Regions from separate parts of the Homo sapiens genome. Here region 2 is linked to region 1. A link is an interaction called in ENCODE POLR2A ChIA-PET data of the cell type or tissue named here. Cell type or tissue: MCF 10A. All regions are shown on one strand.

Evidence for each region. Peaks named below come from ENCODE experiments on the same cell type or tissue, not always from the same donor. Only the 100,000 strongest peaks of a DNase experiment are listed, where the experiment ranks them.
Region 2: POLR2A ChIA-PET joins it to region 1 with 6 read pairs; 2 of 35 experiments call an interaction of 5 or more read pairs at or near these places.

The regions. Positions count from the first base shown.
Region 1 is chr10:121,177,131-121,181,130 of GRCh38, reverse strand. It overlaps LINC01153 (long intergenic non-protein coding RNA 1153), which reads right to left and starts at 2,594. Exons shown (of 2, transcript XR_246197.3): 1 at 2,159-2,594. All of the region lies in intron 1 of LOC124902515 (a long non-coding RNA gene), which reads left to right. In MCF 10A, no CTCF peak of the experiment used is centred here; a DNase peak (open chromatin) is centred at 1,890.
Region 2 is chr10:121,283,099-121,287,098 of GRCh38, reverse strand. The region is part of intron 1 of LOC105378523 (a long non-coding RNA gene); the gene reads left to right. Among named protein-coding and RNA genes, the nearest start is that of LINC01153, 110 kb to the right of the region's middle. In MCF 10A, no CTCF peak of the experiment used is centred here; no DNase peak of the experiment used is centred here.

The DNA.
Region 1 (4,000 bases):
TACTAAGGATAGTATATTTATTGATGTTCAAATATTTGCCCCCTTAGGGCAAATCTTTCTGTAGAAAAATGGGTTAGAAATATAAGCAAATAATTGACAGAAAAAGAAATCCAAATATCTCTCTGTCGCTCTCTTTTTTTTTTTTTTTTTTTTTTTTTTTGAGATGGAGTCTCACTCTGTCACCCAGCCTAGAGTGCAATGGTGCGATCTTGGCTCACTGCAACCTCCACCTCCCAGGTTCAAGCAATTCTCCTGCCTCAGCCTCCCGAGTAGCTGGGCTTACAGGCACCCACCACCATGCCCAGCTAATTTTTGTATTTTTAGTAGAGATGGGCTTTCACCATGTTGGTCAGGCTGGTCTCGAATTCCTGACCTCAAGTGATTTGCCTGCCTCGGCCTCCCAAGGTGCTGGGATTACAGGTGTGAGCCACCATGCCCGGCCATCTCTCTTAACAGTATGAAAAGATAATCAACTTCATTAATAATAAGATAAATGTAAAATAAAAACTATACCAACGTACCATTTCTCACCTATCGGATGTCAAAACCCCAAAGGTTGACAACATGCTGTATTGGCAGACCTATGGGGAAACAGGCCCTCTCATTCAATTCTGGGAGGAATATGAAATGGGACAATCCCAGGGAGGAGACTGGCACTATCTAGCAAAACCACATGGGCATTTAGCCTATGACCCAGCAATGCCACTTCTAGGAATCGCCAAGATACCTTGGCAAAAATATGAAAAGACAGATACACAGGCTATTCATCACAGCACTTTTTATAAGAGCAGATGACTGAAAACAACCCAAATGTCCACCAGTAAGGAACAGGTTAAATAAACTATAGGACAGCTACATGATTGAGTATGTACTATGCAGCTATGAAAAGAAATGAGGATGAACCCTGTGATAGCTGTGGAGTGACTTCCAAGGCATGTTAAGTGAATCCAAGGCAGAAAAAAGAATAGTCTGCTGTTATTTATCAAAGAAAGGGAATATATATGTGTGTGTATCTGTGTGTATGATTATATATACATACATATAGGCACACATATATAATCATGTATATAATCACATATATGATATATATATTATGTACACACATAAATATATAATCACATATATGATTTGCTTGTATTAAAAAGGAAGAATAAAATGTATTTTTAAAATAAGTTATTTTTGAGGAAAAAAGGAATAGTGTGGAGAGTTCAGAGATGAAAGCTAGCCTTGTTACTTACATTTTGAGTTTCAAATTTGGTTTTGGAATCATACAAATGTTTTACATAATTGTGAAACCAAATTATAACACTAAAATTTAAAAAGCTAGTCTCTAAAAGCTGATGATAAAATGAAACAAATGAACCTAACTCTGGATTGAGCTGATGGCATAAGCAGAGACAGGAACTGCTCCAAGTGACTTTTAAATAAGATAACTTGACAGCATGTCCCTGGTGAGTATATACCCTAAGGATAAAAAGAACTTAAAAAAAAATTAAACTATTTTTAGTAATCATATTTTGGTGCTAATGCTTATATTATTATTCTGCTATTGTTCTAAGTATGGTGTGGGATAAAGCAAATGAATAATTATATTGGTGTCACTGAAAAATGGGATTTTTGTGGATGCAGATTAAGATCAAGGAATTTAGGTAAAATCTTACAGTCTTGATTTTGAATGAGGAGTATCAGTATGAACTTGATAGATTTTTCTCAAGGTCTGTCCGCTTAAAAGGCCTGGAAAGAATGACCAAACCAGTAGCAATGGGAACACCTATCACCCAGATTGTGGTTCTATTGGACAGAACCAAAGCTTCTTGGCAAGATGGAGGATTCCAGGTCTGGGAGGAAATAAACAAGGTGAGCCTGGAGCAATTGTCATAACTGAAAGCCAAAAAACTATCAAAGACTAGAAGAAACATGTCAAAAAGACTCAGGAGACAACTTGCAAAACCTCCCTCAGGGCAAATATTTCAACATCAATAAAGATAAAAACTAAGAGGGATTGAAACACATCGAATATGTTTTAATCCATGAGTTCCAAATGGTGCTAGGAAAATCATGGGTCACTCTTGCAGAATGCTAGGGTACAACTCATTAGTTTGAAAATTGGTAAATGAAAGAAAGAGGAAAGCTTATCTTGTTTCTATAAGAACCCTACCTTAGGAAACAAAGGAGCTGGTGAGAGGAGTTTCTCTTCAGAAATGTGTAATAGGTCACGAAGAGGAATGATGACAATAATGAAGCCAGCAAGAATACGTCCTCAGCTTCAGAGGTTCCTACCTGGGAGACAGAGTGGAGAAGAGAGGGTCCTTTTGCAGACCTTAATGAATTAATGGATCTAGGCAGTGATCATCAATGGCTGCAAACATCACAAACAGAGAAGCAACCTGACTGATGGAAGAACACAGCTCTACTCATGAGGTGGTCTTACAAAGCAATCAGACTTGAATCTGATCCAGAGCCTAGATCCAACTGCCAACTACGGGAAGTACAGGGTCCAGAGGAACAGGTTAATTCCTCAGGGATGGAATCAGCGAAGTGCAGACTATGGGAAATTCTACACGATAAGTGACCCAGTTTCTTCAACAAAAAAAGTTACGAAGATATAAAAAAGAGAGATAAGGAGGAGCATATATATTTTAAAAAGCCTTTACAGACTACCGACCAATTTAGTCTCATTGTATGGACCTAATTTGAAACCACCTTTGAACAAACAATTTAAAAATGTTTGAGATAATCAAGGAAATGTGAACACTGGAATATGGTCTAGATACTTGGCAATATTAAGATACTAATGAATTGTTAATTCTTAACCATATAAGAATTAGGTGTGGTAGTATTATTGAGGTATTTTTTAGTATCCTTATATTGTAGATATACATATTGGGATATTTATAGATAAATTGCTATATCTATATTTATAGATCTATAATTATATCTATAGATATATAAAAATATATATATTTATAAATTTATATCTATATTTATCTATAAATATCTATAAATATCTATATTTATCTATAATATCTATATATAAATATATATGAATATATAGATATTATCGATAATATCTATATATAAATATATAGATATTATCGATAATATCTATATATAAATATATAGATATTATCTATAAATCTATATAAAATATATATAAATATATAGATATTATCTATAAATCTATATAAAATATATATAAATATATAGATATTATCGATAATATCTATATATAAATATATATAAATATATAGATATTATCGATAATATCTATATAAAAATATATATAGAGAGATATTATCGATAATATCTATATATAAATATATATAAATATATAGATATTATCGATATCTATATATAAATATGTAGATATTATCTATATATAAATATGTAGATATTATCGATAATATCTACATATAAATATATAGATATTTATAGATAAATTGTTGTGCAGAATCCTTTTGCTGTTGTTGTTTTAGAGATAGAGTTTGCCCTTCAGGATGGAGTTCAGTGGTGTGATCATAGCTCACTGCATTCTTGACCTCCTGGGCTCAAGCGATCCTCCTGCTTCAGCCTCCTGGGTGGCTGGGACTACAGGCACATGCCACCATGCCCAGCTAATTTTTTAAAATTTTATTTTATTTATTTATTAGAGACAGGGTCTTACTATGTTGCCCAAACTGGTCTCAAACTCCTGGCCTGAAGTGATCCTTCTACCTCAGCCTACCAAGTAGCTGAGATTAGAGGCTTGAGCCACTGCACCTGGCTTATAGATGAATTGATATAATATCTGTGATTTACTTCAAAATATGAGTAGGGGAGAGAGCTATGTGGAGTATAGGTAAACAGGATTGGCTGTAAATTGATAATTTCTGAAGCTTGATACAGTACCTCCACGTTCACTAAGCTACTCTTCCTATTTTTGTAGACATTTAAATCTTCCATAATAAAAAGTTAAAAGTAGAGGGTAGGTTTTATCCAAGTATAATTCATCATCATCAAA
Region 2 (4,000 bases), 110 kb before region 1:
GGGTCCTTGACTTTTAAGTTCATACTGCAACAAAAGGGGGCACCCCTCACTTCTTAATTTGGTCCCCATTTCTGGGTTCGGTACTTACATTTCACATGTGCTTGAATTTTTCTTTCCAGCCTGCTCCAGGGTCACTAATCAGGCATGCTGGGTTCATCTGCACATGCTCAGGTTACTGTGACTTGTAACCTGGGGGGTCTGTTGCACTTACATCATTAGGAGGTATCAATACCAATATGTGGAACAAGAATAAGAAAACTGTGGCATTTTGTTTCTCAAACTCTCTAGAGGATATTTCTGGAGCCCTGAAAGTGACTTCAGACAATAATGAAATTTGATGGCCTCCTAGCTCGGTGAGTCCAAACATGGAGGAACTACTCATAATGTCACAAAGTTGTCCAGATGCTCATGGCCTGTGGTTGTATGTTCAGTATCCAATGTTGATGAAACCTATAATGTCAAAAAGCTACTCTAAATGAGGAAATGCTTTTAAATGAATTTGTCTGTTACTGTTAGGACGTCATCTATACATATTTGAACACAGTCATGTACACATGGAAGTGATGACATGATTTTTCAGATCATGGTCTCCTGCTTCCTGGGCAAGTGAACCCTAGAGGTTAGTAACCACCCTTCCAGGTATATTTCAATCTTAAAACAAGAGAGGAATGGATGCTTTTAAAGTAGGACAGGTGCTTGTCTCTTTAGCCTCAAAAGCACCTATTGACTTTCTGTATAATCCAACCTTTGACCATGCAACCAGTATGACTTGTTCAGGAATAAAAGTTGAGCCAGAGGAAATGGTGGTCTAATTTAACTATTAAGGATGTCAGGCCAAGAGTCTGGCTCTCAGGGGAGGTAACAGATACTACTTGTACCATTAAAGTCATTGCAGAAGACATGGTTTCTGAGTCAGGCAAGTGAAGACATCAGTTTGGGACCTCATTTTCCACTCGCAGTTCCTATTACTGAAAGCCTTCATTGGTTCTTTTATGATGGTAGTTAGGAGAAAAGTGATCTTTGGCAAAATGAAGTCTGCTGCTCTACGGAGGAGAGTTACATAAATGCATTCTTCCCCACCCTTCCACCTCCAAAAGCACGATTAGCTCTGCTTAATTCACCCTGCTCTTTCAGTCCTGATGCCAGGAGCAGCAAATTCCACAGGCACTTGGTAGGGTTTTATCTGATTGTCTCTCTTAGGGACTGACATAGTGTAACTCATTGCTGATGGAAATGAAAGGTAATGTAATACCGATATTATGCTACTTTTCCATGGGGGTCCATAAGCAAGAATCATGCTTATTATCCATTCATCTTTTTCTGAAATTTGCAAAATTTAACCAGCCAGAACACATTTGTGTACCCTGTCATCATTTTAGAACTGGCACTGGAATTTTCCAACATTCCTGGTATTTTCCATTTCAGTGCCAAATGTATTTCTTTTTCCTTAGAAATGAATTAGCTCTTCAATTTGCAGATATAAAGGCAGGCAATATTATGTCTTCCTATGTCTTGACATATGGAGCCTACCCATGGAAGGCAGGGATGTGGGTGGTTTTCTCTCACTTCTGCTATTATGTGAACTTGAATGAGACTATATTAAGAGTGGCAATTCTGTCCTCCTTCATAAGGACACTATTGTGCATTTTGCTAAGCTTTCAGAGACAGTGCAAGAGACGGATTCAACAATACTTGTGAGTAGAATCTAGTAGGTTTACAGTTCCAACTTGTTTTGGGGCTCAACTGCTGGAAGACAGCCTACAAAAATAGCAATTTACAGGAAAAAAAAGTGGGTCCTGAGGCATTTGGTCGGGGCAGACATTAGTTTCATTTAGGGCTTAAACCAGCCCACAGTTAATTGTAGGTCTCTTGCATTAGCTTGTAGGAGCAGTAAAAGCATGTAATTCGAGCTAATCTGATGGGCAAATGAACTAGGTGCTTGGTGCCAAGTGAGACCGTGAAACAAAAGGACACATGTGTTTTCAGGGGAAAAAAAAAAACAACCCAACACAACATAGTTTCAACTGTTGCACATGTGAAACTCTGGAAAATTCTTTGGGAGGTTTGTCGTTTTAGAAAAGTATCTTGAGAGAGCAGTGGCTGAACCTCTGGAGCCCAGACCCTCTCATTACCTGAGCAGTGAAGCATGTGGCCTGGAATAATTGGTGGGGGAGCTTTCAGAGGAGAAGGTTTATTTCATCTGATTCTAAAGGTCTGCTTTAGAAAGCCCGTCTGTCATGTGGGTCTTAGCATTTATTTTGCCTGATTCATTAGAATCAGCCCAGGTTCCATTCCTGTCAATTCTGATTTAACTGGTCTAGGGTGGGGCTCAGGAATAGTGCTTTGGGAAAGTCTCCCCAGATGATTGCAATTTGATGATGGTCGTTAGGATTAAGAAACCTCAATCTAGTAGCAGATATGGCTTAAGGAAGTGAGCTGATGGTTGATGTTAACAGACTTGATTAAAGTTACCTGAGAGGGAAATGGTGCAAGGACAACTGCAGGGATGTAAGTGGATATTTGGCACTTTGAAATGATGCCACCTTTGTGGGCCACATAGGATTTGCTTTCCTGGGGAATTAGTATACTGGTGGTTTTTCCAACGTCATTCGTGCATAGACTGACTTCCTCAAAGCATACATGTAACGTGACCTTCAACAAGACTGGCTCTCATTTATTCCATGCTGGAGCAAGTCCCTCAAAGGAGACTGACCCTTGACTCTTTTTTAAAGGTTGAATCTCAGAATAGTCTTCATTGAAGGGAAAGCAGGATGAAAAATGCAAAGAATGCAAATATTTTTTATTTCTCATTTTCTATGAAAATACTTAGACCCTGAGCCCTAGGTGGGGTCCTGTTGTCCTTTTCCTGGCGTGGCTTTCCTCCTGGGTGGCAAGGTGTGTGTTCCTGTTAGTAAACTGGTTTTAGGATAGTAAAACAACCAGGCAGTTTAATCATGTAAGTAAGAAATTATCCATTTCAGTAATATGTTAAATCAGTAAGTCAGTGTGCTTTGAATACACCTTGCTAATTTAAACCAGTTACGTAAAAGGTAGTGTTAAAATCAGACCTTTTGTTATTACCATTAAAAGAAAAACTTTATAAGGGCATTAAACAACTACCAAAAATGTGTAGCTTGGACTAAACTTTGGGATTAGAATCCTCAAAAATCAGGGGCAGAAAATTAAATAGTAACTCAATCATAAGCTGTTATACATTCTGAAATGTGAGAAGTCTTTAACGTATTACTGATTAATAGGGTACATCACAAAGGACTCTGAAAAGAGGGAGGTCTTGTCTATTGCAGACAAAATATTAATCCCATGTTAGAGAAACAATGAGTATATTGTCTTTATACTGTCGACATTATATGGAAGGTGGAAATTGGCGAACAGGACTAAGTCATAATTACTGTGACTTCATATTGAATTAGCAAGTCATTTGTAAATGTAAAAACTGATTCCACTGGAGACCATAACCAATGGCTTCAGTAGGGTTCTCAGGTGTGTGGTTAGGGATCTCAGATTCAGGTGAGCCAGGTATAGGAAATACAATGGTAAACGTGATTTCTTAACAAACGTTGAAAATATTAGCAAAGACACGCAGAGGCAGGCACGCAGAGGCAGGAGCTCTGTGAGTTATAACTTTAATAATTTTTTGCCAGTGTTTTAATTTACATGAGTTTCTCAGAGGGATATGGGCAACTGGCCTGAGAGCGCCCCCATTCCAGGACGCAAGAGCAGCTCTCTCCTCCCTTCCTCATTCAACAGATGTCCTCAGAACACCTCTGCACCAGGTGACAGCACAGGCAACAATTATGGAAGCAGAGCTCTATACTGGTCAGGGTTCTTCAGAGAAACTGCACTGATAGGCTGTGTTGCGTGTGTGTGTAGTATCATATATCTACGTACTATAGGTATATACGTACTCCATATATGTACTATATGTATATAGTTTCAAGTATGTGTGTGTGTGTGTATATATATATATGTATATATAGTC